2 separate regions of the Homo sapiens genome follow, and region 2 is linked to region 1. A link is a loop called in an ENCODE intact Hi-C map of the cell type or tissue named here. Cell type or tissue: PC-3. All regions are shown on one strand.

Region 1 (5,000 bases):
TACTTCTGCTCTAAAAGATGAGAAAATCGTCACACATATCTTCATGGTGTTGATATCATGCGAACATCATGCAAGATGCTAACATTGGGGAAGAAGAAGTGAAGGGTGCATGGTGCATTTCTTTGCAACTTCCTGTGAATCTATAATTATTTCAAAACAAAACTTTTTTTAAGTTCAAGGAATTGACACAAGGAGGGAAAACTATTTTAACAAGAGCCACCTTGCCAGGTACGGTGGCTCACGCCTGTAATCCCAGCACTTTGGAAGGCCGAGACCGGCAGATCACCTGAGGTGGGGAGTTTGAGACCAGCCTGACCAACATGGAGAAATCCCGTCTCTACTAAAAATACAAAATTAGCCGGACGTGGTGGCTCATGCCTGCAATCCCAGCATTTTGGGAGGCCGAGGCAAGCAGATCACCTGAGGTCGGGAGTTCGAGACCAACCTGACCAACATGGAGAAATCCCATCTTTACTAAAATACAAAATTAGCCAGACGTGGTAGAACATGCCTGTAATCCCAGCTACTTGGGAGGCTGAGGCAGAAGAGTCGCTTGAACCCGGGAGGCGGAGGTTGCAGTGAGCTGAGATCGCACCATTACACTCCAGCCTGGGCAACAAGAGCAAAACACTATCAAAAAAAAAAAAAAAAAAAAAAAGCCACCTTGAACAAGTGTGGAATTATGGAATTATGCAATGGTTATGGAAGGACAACCTTCCCTGGGGTCCAGTCTGAGGGGCCATCACCATCCTGGCTTTCTAGCGGCAGGAAAAAATAGCTTCTAGGGAGGCTGCAGTTTCCTGGCCCACAGCAAAACTGGTCTGATATGTCTGTAGCTTGCCATAGAGAAGACCTGTTCTCCAGCCATCTGGGAGTGACAGAAATCAGTTGTTTCAAGAGACTGGCTGATCCATATAGCTATAGGGATCAGAGCTTTAGTAAGCCTAAGCCCTAAATAATCCCTTTATTGTTTTTTTTAATTAATTAATTTTTTTTTTTTAAGAGAAACAAGATCTTGCTCTGTCACCCAGGCTGGAGTGCAGTGGCGTGATCATAGCTCACTGCAGCTTCAAACTCCTGGACTCAAGGGATCCTTCTGCCTTGGCTTCCCAAAGTACTGAGATTACAAGTGTGAGCCATCACATCTGTCCCCATTTATTCTATAGATGGGAGACTAGACCCACAGTTACAGAGTGAGTTGGAGGCCATGCTGAGTCTAGAGTCTCGTCTTAAAATTTTCCCAGCCTGGGCTTTGTAACTAGAACAACCATCTTATGCCATCCGAACCCCCTCTGTCAAGAGGCCTCTTTCCTGGAGATCTAGGTGCCTTAGCCTTAGTATGTACGCAGCTTACTTTAACGTTGCCTTGAGAATGCCCAAGAGCTTGGAAGCCGGGCAGGAAGGGCAAAGCAGTGTGGGCCTTGCAGTTCACATTGCAGAGGAAACAGCACCCAGAGGCTAAGGAGCTGGAGGTATGCAGTGGCTCTGTTCAAGCCGTGGGCCCCCCATCATAATGTTCCCCGGTTCTCAACATTGTTTGGGAGCTTTCTCTTCTATGATAGGCATCTCATGATTGAACCAAGAAATACTTACTGAGCACCCACTCCAGAGCATACACTGGGCCATGCAGGGAGGGATCAGGCAGTTTGCACAAGACAGAAAGGTCCCTGCCTCTGTGGAGCTTACAGTCCAGTGGAGTATTGGTCCCTCATGGAGCCCACCCAAAGGATACAGGACAAGCATCTTTTCTCTGCCACTGTCCAGCAAGTGAAGATGCAGAGGGAACCCTTTGGCACCAAGCGGGCCCATGACTCTGAGGGCACAGTCCCATGTCTCCCTGAAGGACCTCCCAGGATGGACGGGCCAGTGGCTGGGATAAGAGAGCAAAAGCTCATGCTGGAGAAACACCCACCCGCCTGAGGTCAATCCTTGCAGGACATACTGTCCCGCAGTACTGCTGGACCCATTCCCTGGCGTCCTTACCACCTAGCGCAGCACTCAATAGTTACTTCTTAAATAAAAGGATGAATGAGGAGATTAAGTTAACTTCCTTCAGCTTCAGTTTCTTCTTTTGCAAAATGAAGAGTGTTATAGAGATCAAATGAGGAAGCCGGCTAGGAAGCTAGGAAAGATTTTTGCAGAGCTTTGTGTGTTCTGAAACACAAAGAAGTGAAACAGAATCCAGATTCCAAAGGGCTTCAAGAGGTGAGATGAAAGGCTGCTCCCAGCAAGGAGAAACACACATGGGAAATGCAAATTCCCATGCTGGGGCCTGAAACTCAGCCGCACAAGAATAGGCAGCTACCAGGCCAGGCATGGTGGCTCACACCTGTAATCCCAGCACTTTGGGAGGCCAAAGGGGGTGGATCATGAGGTCAGGAGTTCAAGACCAGCCTGGCCAACATGGTGAAACCCCGTCTCTAATAAAAATATAAAAATTAGCCGGGTGTGGTGGCGGGCACCTGTGTTCCCAGCTACTCAGGAGGCTGAGGCAGGAGAATCACTTGAACCTGGGAAGCGGAAGTTGCAGTAAGCCAAGATCACGCCACTGCACTCCAGCCTGGGTGACAGAGCGAGACTGCATCTCAAAAAAAAAAAAAAAAAAAAAAAAAAAAAGGCAACTAGCAGAACAAGGCTGAGAAGAAGCCTTGGGCGGGGTGGGGTGGGGTTGCAGGTGCGTGCAAAGAATTTTCAGATTATGTTTGCCCAAAGACTTAATGGAATCTTAATAACATTGATGGTGATGGTGATAACTAACCCCTCTTGAATGCTTGCTCTGTGCTAGATGCTGAGCCACGAACTTCACATGCACATCTTGTTTCATCATCTCAGAACCCTGATTCATTCATTCACTCGCTCATTCAATAAATATTTATTAAGAGCCCACATCCTTTACGAAGCATGGTTATAAAGACTATGAAGAAACGTGAACATTTGGACATGACGTTAAATGGAGAAGGAAAGCAATATTCAAAGTCACAACTGAACACTGCAAAACACATGGGGAGGGGTGAGCAGTAAACAAAGGAGACAAAGGCTCTTCCCTACTGGAGCTTATATTCTAGTCACAGCAGGCAGACGAAAAACAAAATGAATGAGTAACATGTAAAGTGGTGTTAAGTGTGGGTTGGAGGATACAGGGGCGGGCATAGCCCTCTGAAATATGATAGAGAGGAAAGACCTCTCTGCGAGGGTGACATTTGAGCAATGCCTAAAGAAGAGTGAGGGGGTGAGGGCAGAGAGTTCTAGGCAGAAGGAACAGCAAGGGCAAAAGCCCTGAGGCAGGCTTGTGTCAGGCATGATGACAGAGGAGCAAGGAGGCAGGATGCCTGGAGAGAAGTGCCAGAGGCAGAAGCAGGAGGAGATGGAGGCGGGTTGGGGGAGGGGGGGTTCTTTGAAGTTATCACAAGAACTTTGGCTTCTATTCTGAATAAGGTTAAGAAACCAAGGAGGAGGGGCCGGGCGTGGTGGCTCACCTCTGTAATCCCAGCACTTTGGAAGGCTGAGGTGGGTGGATCACCTGAGGTCAGGAGTTCGAGACCAGCCTGGCCAACATGGTGAAACCCCATCTCTACTAAAAATACAAAAAATTAGCCAGGCACGGTGGTGCGTGCCTGTAATCCCAGCTACTCGGGAGGCTGAGGCAGGAGAATCCCTTGAACTCGGGAGGTGGAGGTTGCAGTGAGCTGAGATCGCCCCATTACACTCCAGCCTGGGCAACAAGAGCAAAACTCCATCTCAAAAAAAGGGAAGGGAAGGCGGGGAGGGGACGGGAGGGGAGGGGAGGATGGGAAGGGAGAGGAAGGGAAGGGAAGGGAAGGGAAGGGAAGGCAGGGGAGGGGAGGGGAGGGGAGGGCCAGTGAGGAGTGATGGGATTTTACTTAGATTTTAACCTGAGGCTCACTCCATCTGCTGTGTTGGGAAGAAACCAAAGAATGACCTGGACGGATGCAGAAAGTCCATTTAGAGACTCTTCACTCATCCAGGAAAGAGGTCATCCTGGTTCAGAGTGGGGTGGTGGCAGTGGGGTGATGGAAATTGGTCAGAATCTGGATCTATCAGCCACAGGACTTGCTGATGAGTTGGGGTGTAGGGCGAGAAACAGGGGTGGAAGCTGGTGCTCAGGCTTTCCTGTGAGCCACTGCAAGGACAGACTTCCATCCTTCAAGGTAGGGAAGGCAGCAGGAAGAACAGGATAGGGGAGAACATCTGGGGCTCAGGCTTGGATGTCCTACATTCAAGTTGCCTATTGGATGGTCAGTGAAGATGTCAGGGGGACACATGGAGTTCAGAGAACTGGGCTGGAGTCGCCAGCATGCAAGATGATTTAAAGTCATGTGACTGAGTGAGGATCATTACCAGAAAGGGAAAGGTCCTTGCCACCCAGTGAGGTCCCTAAGGGAGGAAGTAACAAAGATAAGAGGCCCAAGGACCGAGTCCTGAGGCAGGAAATGTTTAGAGACATAACAATATAGACGATACAGCAGGTTAAAATGGCCCCCAAAGATATACATTCTACTTTTTGGAACCTGTAAATGTTACCTGATTTGGAAAAGGAGGTTTTGCAAACGTGATTCGATTAATGACTTTGAGAAGGATCCTGGGTTATCTGGTTGGGTCCTAAATCCAGTGACAAGTGTCCTTATAAGACGGGGGCAGAGGGAGATTCAATGAACACCAAGGAGAAGGCTGTGTGGCCACGGAGGAAGGCTGGAAGGATACAAGCCAGGGAGTGCCGGCAGCCACCAAAAGCTAGAAGAGGCAAGGAATGGATTCTCCACTAGAGCTTCTGGTGGGAGGGCAGCCTGCCAACACTTTGATTTTGGCCCAGTGATACTGTTTCAGACTTCTGGCCTCGGGAACTATGAGAGAATAAATTTCTGTGAAATCACCAAATTCATGGTAATTTGTTTCAGCAGCCCTAAGAAACTAACACAAAGGCCATTGGTGAACATGATAAGAGCAGGTATTAAGTAAGTTCTCTCCACATTTTACAGAAG
Region 2 (5,000 bases), 100 kb after region 1:
AAAGTTGCTTTATAAAGGCATCTGAGGCCAGGCACAGTGGCTCACGCCTGTAATCTCAGCATTTTGGGAGGCTGAGGCAGGCAGATCACCTGAGGTCAGGAGTTCAAGACCAGCCTGGTCAACATGGTGAAACCCCATCTCTACTAAAAATACAAAAATTAGCTGGGCATGGTGGTGCACGCCTGTAATCCCAGCTACTCGGGGGACTGAGGCAGGAGGATTGCTTGAACCCAGGAGGTGGAGGTTGTAGTGAGCCGAGATTGCACCACTGCACTCCAGCCTGGCAACAGAGCAAGACCTTGCCTGCATGGAGGGAGGGAGTCACAGGAGTACCCTTATGTCTTGGAGTCTTTGGTGAATTATTAGCCAGGGTTTCACCCACTCAGTCCCAGGTCTAGACTCAAAGGTCAAATTCCCTGAACATGAAAGAGTCCCCTTGGGATGCCATAGGGAGCAGACGTGGACCATGGACCCCACACAGTGAAGCTGAGGCTGAGTGGTTTTGAATTGGGATGGGACTATCTCCACATCCAAACCCTGCCCCTTCCTAGGTGTGTGTCTTCAACAAATGACTGAACTTCTCTGGACCTTGCTCCCCTTATTATAAGGACCATCATGCTCACTTCATGAGGCTCTAATGAAGGTTAAAGGAGACAGCACTAAGGGAGTAGTAATGCTCAAAAAACAGTAGCTGTAATAATAATAATTAATATTACAATTAGATCCATCCCCACTTGCATCTGTGCCTGCACCTGCACTGCACCTGAGCCATCCTCCACCTGCACCTGAGCCATCCTCCACCTGTACCTGCATCTGCACCTGAGCCATCCTCCACCTGCACCTGCATCTGCACCTGAGCCATCCTCCACCTGCACCTGAGCCATCCTCCACCTGTACCTGCATCTGCACCTGAGCCATCCTCCACCTGCACCTGCATCTGCACCTGAGCCATCCTCCACCTGCACCTGCATCTGCACCTGAGCCATCCTCCACCTGCACCTGAGCCATCCTCCACCTGTACCTGCAGTGCCGTCGCCACCTCTGCCACCACTGTTCTCACCAGCCCCAGCCCCACCCCGACTGTCAGCTACCACAAGGCCTTCCCTCCTGAAAGCTCCATGGCCATAAACAGTTTATGTGATTATTACATTTAGCCCACATTTGCAATGACTTCCTCTCTTTAATCACTTTGAAGATGTTTCAAATTCCTTTCCAACGTGACTGAAATCAAAGTGGCACCTGTGAAGGGAGAAAGCCTGCCTGCCGGTGCGAGGTGGAGACGTAAAACAGTCAGGTTTGATGGGGAGAAATTATGTCTTGCTTAATTCCTTTTACCCTATAATTACCAGGCGCGACCACGTGGGTTCACAGCAAAAATAACTTGCCACGTGAAGACGTTGTCTATAGAATCCTGGTTTGAGTCCCCAGGCAAGACCCTCAGAGGAGGATCCCAGGCAGCCCCCGTCCAGGCATCTACACAGTACTGTGGTCCACCTTCCTCACTAGCTTTCCAACCCCACCCCTGACCCCCAACCACCGAGGCTCAATTCCCAGGCACCCACTCTGCCTTATCCTCTTCCCCTCTCTGCAGCATTTGACTGGCGGTCACCTCCCTCTTCACACTCTTCCCTGGTTTGACTTCCCTATGCCTCACCCCACCCTCAGTCTCCTTTGTATCTCTCTCCCCTCCTCCCTTTCACCACCCCCTGGGCACCAGCATCCCTGAGGCCCTATCAGCATCTCTCTTCTCTTTCTTCTTTCCTCCCCGTCTCTCCTTTTTCTCTCTCACATCTCCTCTCTCCTCTTCACTCCCATTCCTTCAGACAGCAGGTCTACCCTTCAGACTCTCAAACCCACAGCCCATCTGCGATCTCCAGACTTCAGGCCTCTAACTTCCACTTCCAGCTGCTGGCTTAGTGTTTCCACTGGATACCCTGCTGCGTCCAAACCCACGCCCTCCTGATTTCTCTTTCTCCAGGTAAGAACTCCACCACCGCGGCTTACTTCTATATCTCTAAAGCCACTCTACCTTGCCTTTCTCCTCACGTCTGGATCCAATCTGACACCGCCCACGCGGGAGCGCTCATGAGGTGGCTTAGAGGAAATTACAGGAGCCTTTGAGTCATAGGCACTCAAGTTCAGATCCAGGCTGGGAGCCTTCCGGTCATATGACTTTGGTGTCCTTATTTATAAAACAGCAAGGAAAATTCTTACCTCCCAATATGTTTTTTAAGAACCAAGTTATACAATATACGATTATGGTTAACACATCTTCCCCACCCCACCTCCATTTCCTGCCCTACTTCCAATGCTTTTACTGAGTCTACAGTAAATCTCAGAACTGGTCTCTGCCCCCTAGCCCCAGTACTCCCTCCCATCCATCATCCACCTTTCTGCCAGAGGGCTTTTGCTAAAACTTAGTTCTGAACCCATCACTCCCCTATTTAGAACCCTTTGGTGGTTGCCTGTGGCTCACAGGTTAAAGTTCAAAGCAGAAGCTGTGTCAATGTGATGGGAGTGAGAACCAGTTGACTATGGGGCCATCCAGACATTTCAGATCCTCATCCCCAACTAATTAGTTGTTTACACTTTGGGCCTCACTTTCCTCAACTATTTTTTGTGTGTTTGTTCAGACACAGTCTCACTCTGTCGCCCAGGCTGGAGTGCCATGATGCAATCTCGGCTCACTGCAACCTCCGCCTCCCAGGTTCAAGCAATTCTCCCACCTCAGCCTCCAGAGTGGCTGGGATTACAGGCACCCGCCACCATGCCTGGCTAATTTTTTTTTTTTTTTTTAGTAGAAACTGGGTTTCACCATATTGGCCAGGCTGCTCTCGAACTCCTGACCTCAGGTGATCCACCCACCTTGGCCTCCCAAAGTGCTGGGATTACAGGCATGAGCCACTGCAACCGGCCCTCAACTATTTTATTGTCATAAACTCCTAACTCACAAGACTGTGGTGAGAAGTGAACAGACTTTAGAAAGTGCCTACTGGGGTTTCAGCACACAGTAGGTGGGTCCCTGTCCCTCTTTACTCCTCACCTCCCCACGTTCATCCTCAACCCCAACCAGACCATTCACACTCTGGAGTTTCTGTGTCTCTGCTTATCCACCCACCTCTCAGTTTATGCATAATCCTTTTATGCTTTTGGAAACAAAGTGGTGGTTTCAACTGCCTGTCACCATGCTGGAGGCCTGAGCAGGCACAGACTCACAGCACCACGGGAAGGCCAGTCACAGGGCACATGCTATTTGCAGCATCACTAGAAAATGTTTCCCAAAGCAGTGTTCCCCTCTCTGGGGGGCTGGCCATGGTGCTTCATGAGCTCTTTTACTGCCCAAGTTTTTTTTTTTTTTTTTTTTTTGTGATAGAGTCTCACCCTTGTTGCCCAGGCTGGAGTGCAACGGCATGAACTCGGCTCACTATAACCTCCGCCTCCCAGGTTCAAGCAATTCCCCTGCCTCGGCCTCCCAAGTAGCTGGGATTACAGGCACCTGCCACCACGCCCAGCTAATCTTTTGTATTTTTAGTAGAGCTGGGGTTTCACCATGTTGGCCAGGCTGGCCTCGAACTCCTGACCTCAGGTGATCCACCCACCTTGGCCTCCCAAAGTGCTGAGATTACAGGTGTGAGCCACCGTGCCCGGCAGATGTTTTCTTTTATCATCTTTAAATGAAAGCTCTGGATTAAGAAACAGCAAAAGGTGGCTGTGCCATCTGTGGAGGAAGCACGAGGGTTATAAGTCATGTTGATGAAGGCAAACAGATCCTAAAGATGAACCTCCTGCATTCCCATAGTAGAACCTGTGCAGAACAATGTCAAAGAGGCCCTGGATTAAAGAACATTTCAGTGTGGAGACTCTCGGACGGCACACACTCCAAGAGCAAGAATTCCTACGGGAAGAAGGTGGTAAGTAAAAGGTCAGGGCCAATGTGGCCAGTTGATTTTTATTTTGCTTGATTCACTAGTAAACATACATGCCTATTTTTCCCTTAAAAAGTGGTTACATACCATTCACAGTCAGATGCCATATATCCAAAGGGTGGAAAGAAAACACCTGTGATTCTTGCTTTTTCTTTTTTCAAAGTAAAATATCATTTTGATTCAAGCCTTATTTAATTGTCTGGGGCATCTCAGGACTCACAGTTGGGTCTGTGGAGAGGAGTGTGACCTTGACCTTGGCTTTGGAGAATGAACCTGCTCTGTGCACTCCCCTCCTTTGTCCAGGGTCTCCCTCCTGATGTCCCCGAAACTTTCCCAGTCCCGCTCTGCACATGGCACGTGGCCTGGAAATGTAACCAGCCACTTCCCACATTTTTTTTCTATTGCACTTCTAAGGATCTTTTTTTTTTTTTGGGCAGAAAAATATACACAACATCAAATTTACCATCTTGACCATTTTTAAGTGTACGGCTCAGTGGCATTCACACATTCACACTGTGCAGCCATCACCACCACCTCCAGAACTCTTTTCATTTTGCAAAATTGAAACTCTGTACCCATTAACCAACTCCCCCTTGCCCCGCTTCCCCCACCCCAGCCATCACCATTCTACTTTCTGTCCCTGATTTTGGCCACTCTAGGAACCACGTATGAGTGGAATCATACAGTCTTTTGGTATCTGGCTTATTTCACTCAGCATATAATGTCTTCAAGGTTCATCCATGGTGTAGCATGTGTCAGGATCTCACTTCTTTTGAAGCCTGAATACCACCTTTTGTTTACCCATTAATAGACACTTTGGATTGTTTTCACTTTTTTTTTAAAGCATTTGAGGTAAAAACATACATATATAATTTAGCAACTTTATCATGTTTAAGCTTCCACCTTTTGGCTCTTGTGAATAACGCTACTATGAACATGGGTGTGCAAATCTCTGTCCAAGCCCCTGCTTTTGCTCCTCTTGGATATACACCCAGAAGGGGGATTTCTTTCACTATTCTGTTTTGCATCACAGTTAAAGGGTTACAAATCTTCTGTCATCACCCTCCATCCCTA

The links. A loop is a pair of places that touch in the nucleus more often than their neighbours do. Peaks named below come from ENCODE experiments on the same cell type or tissue, not always from the same donor. Only the 100,000 strongest peaks of a DNase experiment are listed, where the experiment ranks them.
Region 2: it touches region 1 in a loop (15-fold over the local background); 2 of 110 quality-filtered maps call a loop at or near these places.

What each region holds. Positions count from the first base shown.
Region 1 is chr17:5,882,255-5,887,254 of GRCh38, reverse strand. The region is part of intron 2 of LOC339166 (a long non-coding RNA gene); the gene reads right to left. Among named protein-coding and RNA genes, the nearest start is that of WSCD1, 190 kb to the left of the region's middle. In PC-3, no CTCF peak of the experiment used is centred here; a DNase peak (open chromatin) is centred at 2,904; H3K27ac peaks cover 3,142 bases.
Region 2 is chr17:5,777,771-5,782,770 of GRCh38, reverse strand. All of the region lies in intron 1 of LOC339166 (a long non-coding RNA gene), which reads right to left. Among named protein-coding and RNA genes, the nearest start is that of NLRP1, 200 kb to the right of the region's middle. In PC-3, a CTCF peak has its summit at 2,068; a DNase peak (open chromatin) is centred at 2,110; H3K27ac peaks cover 976 bases.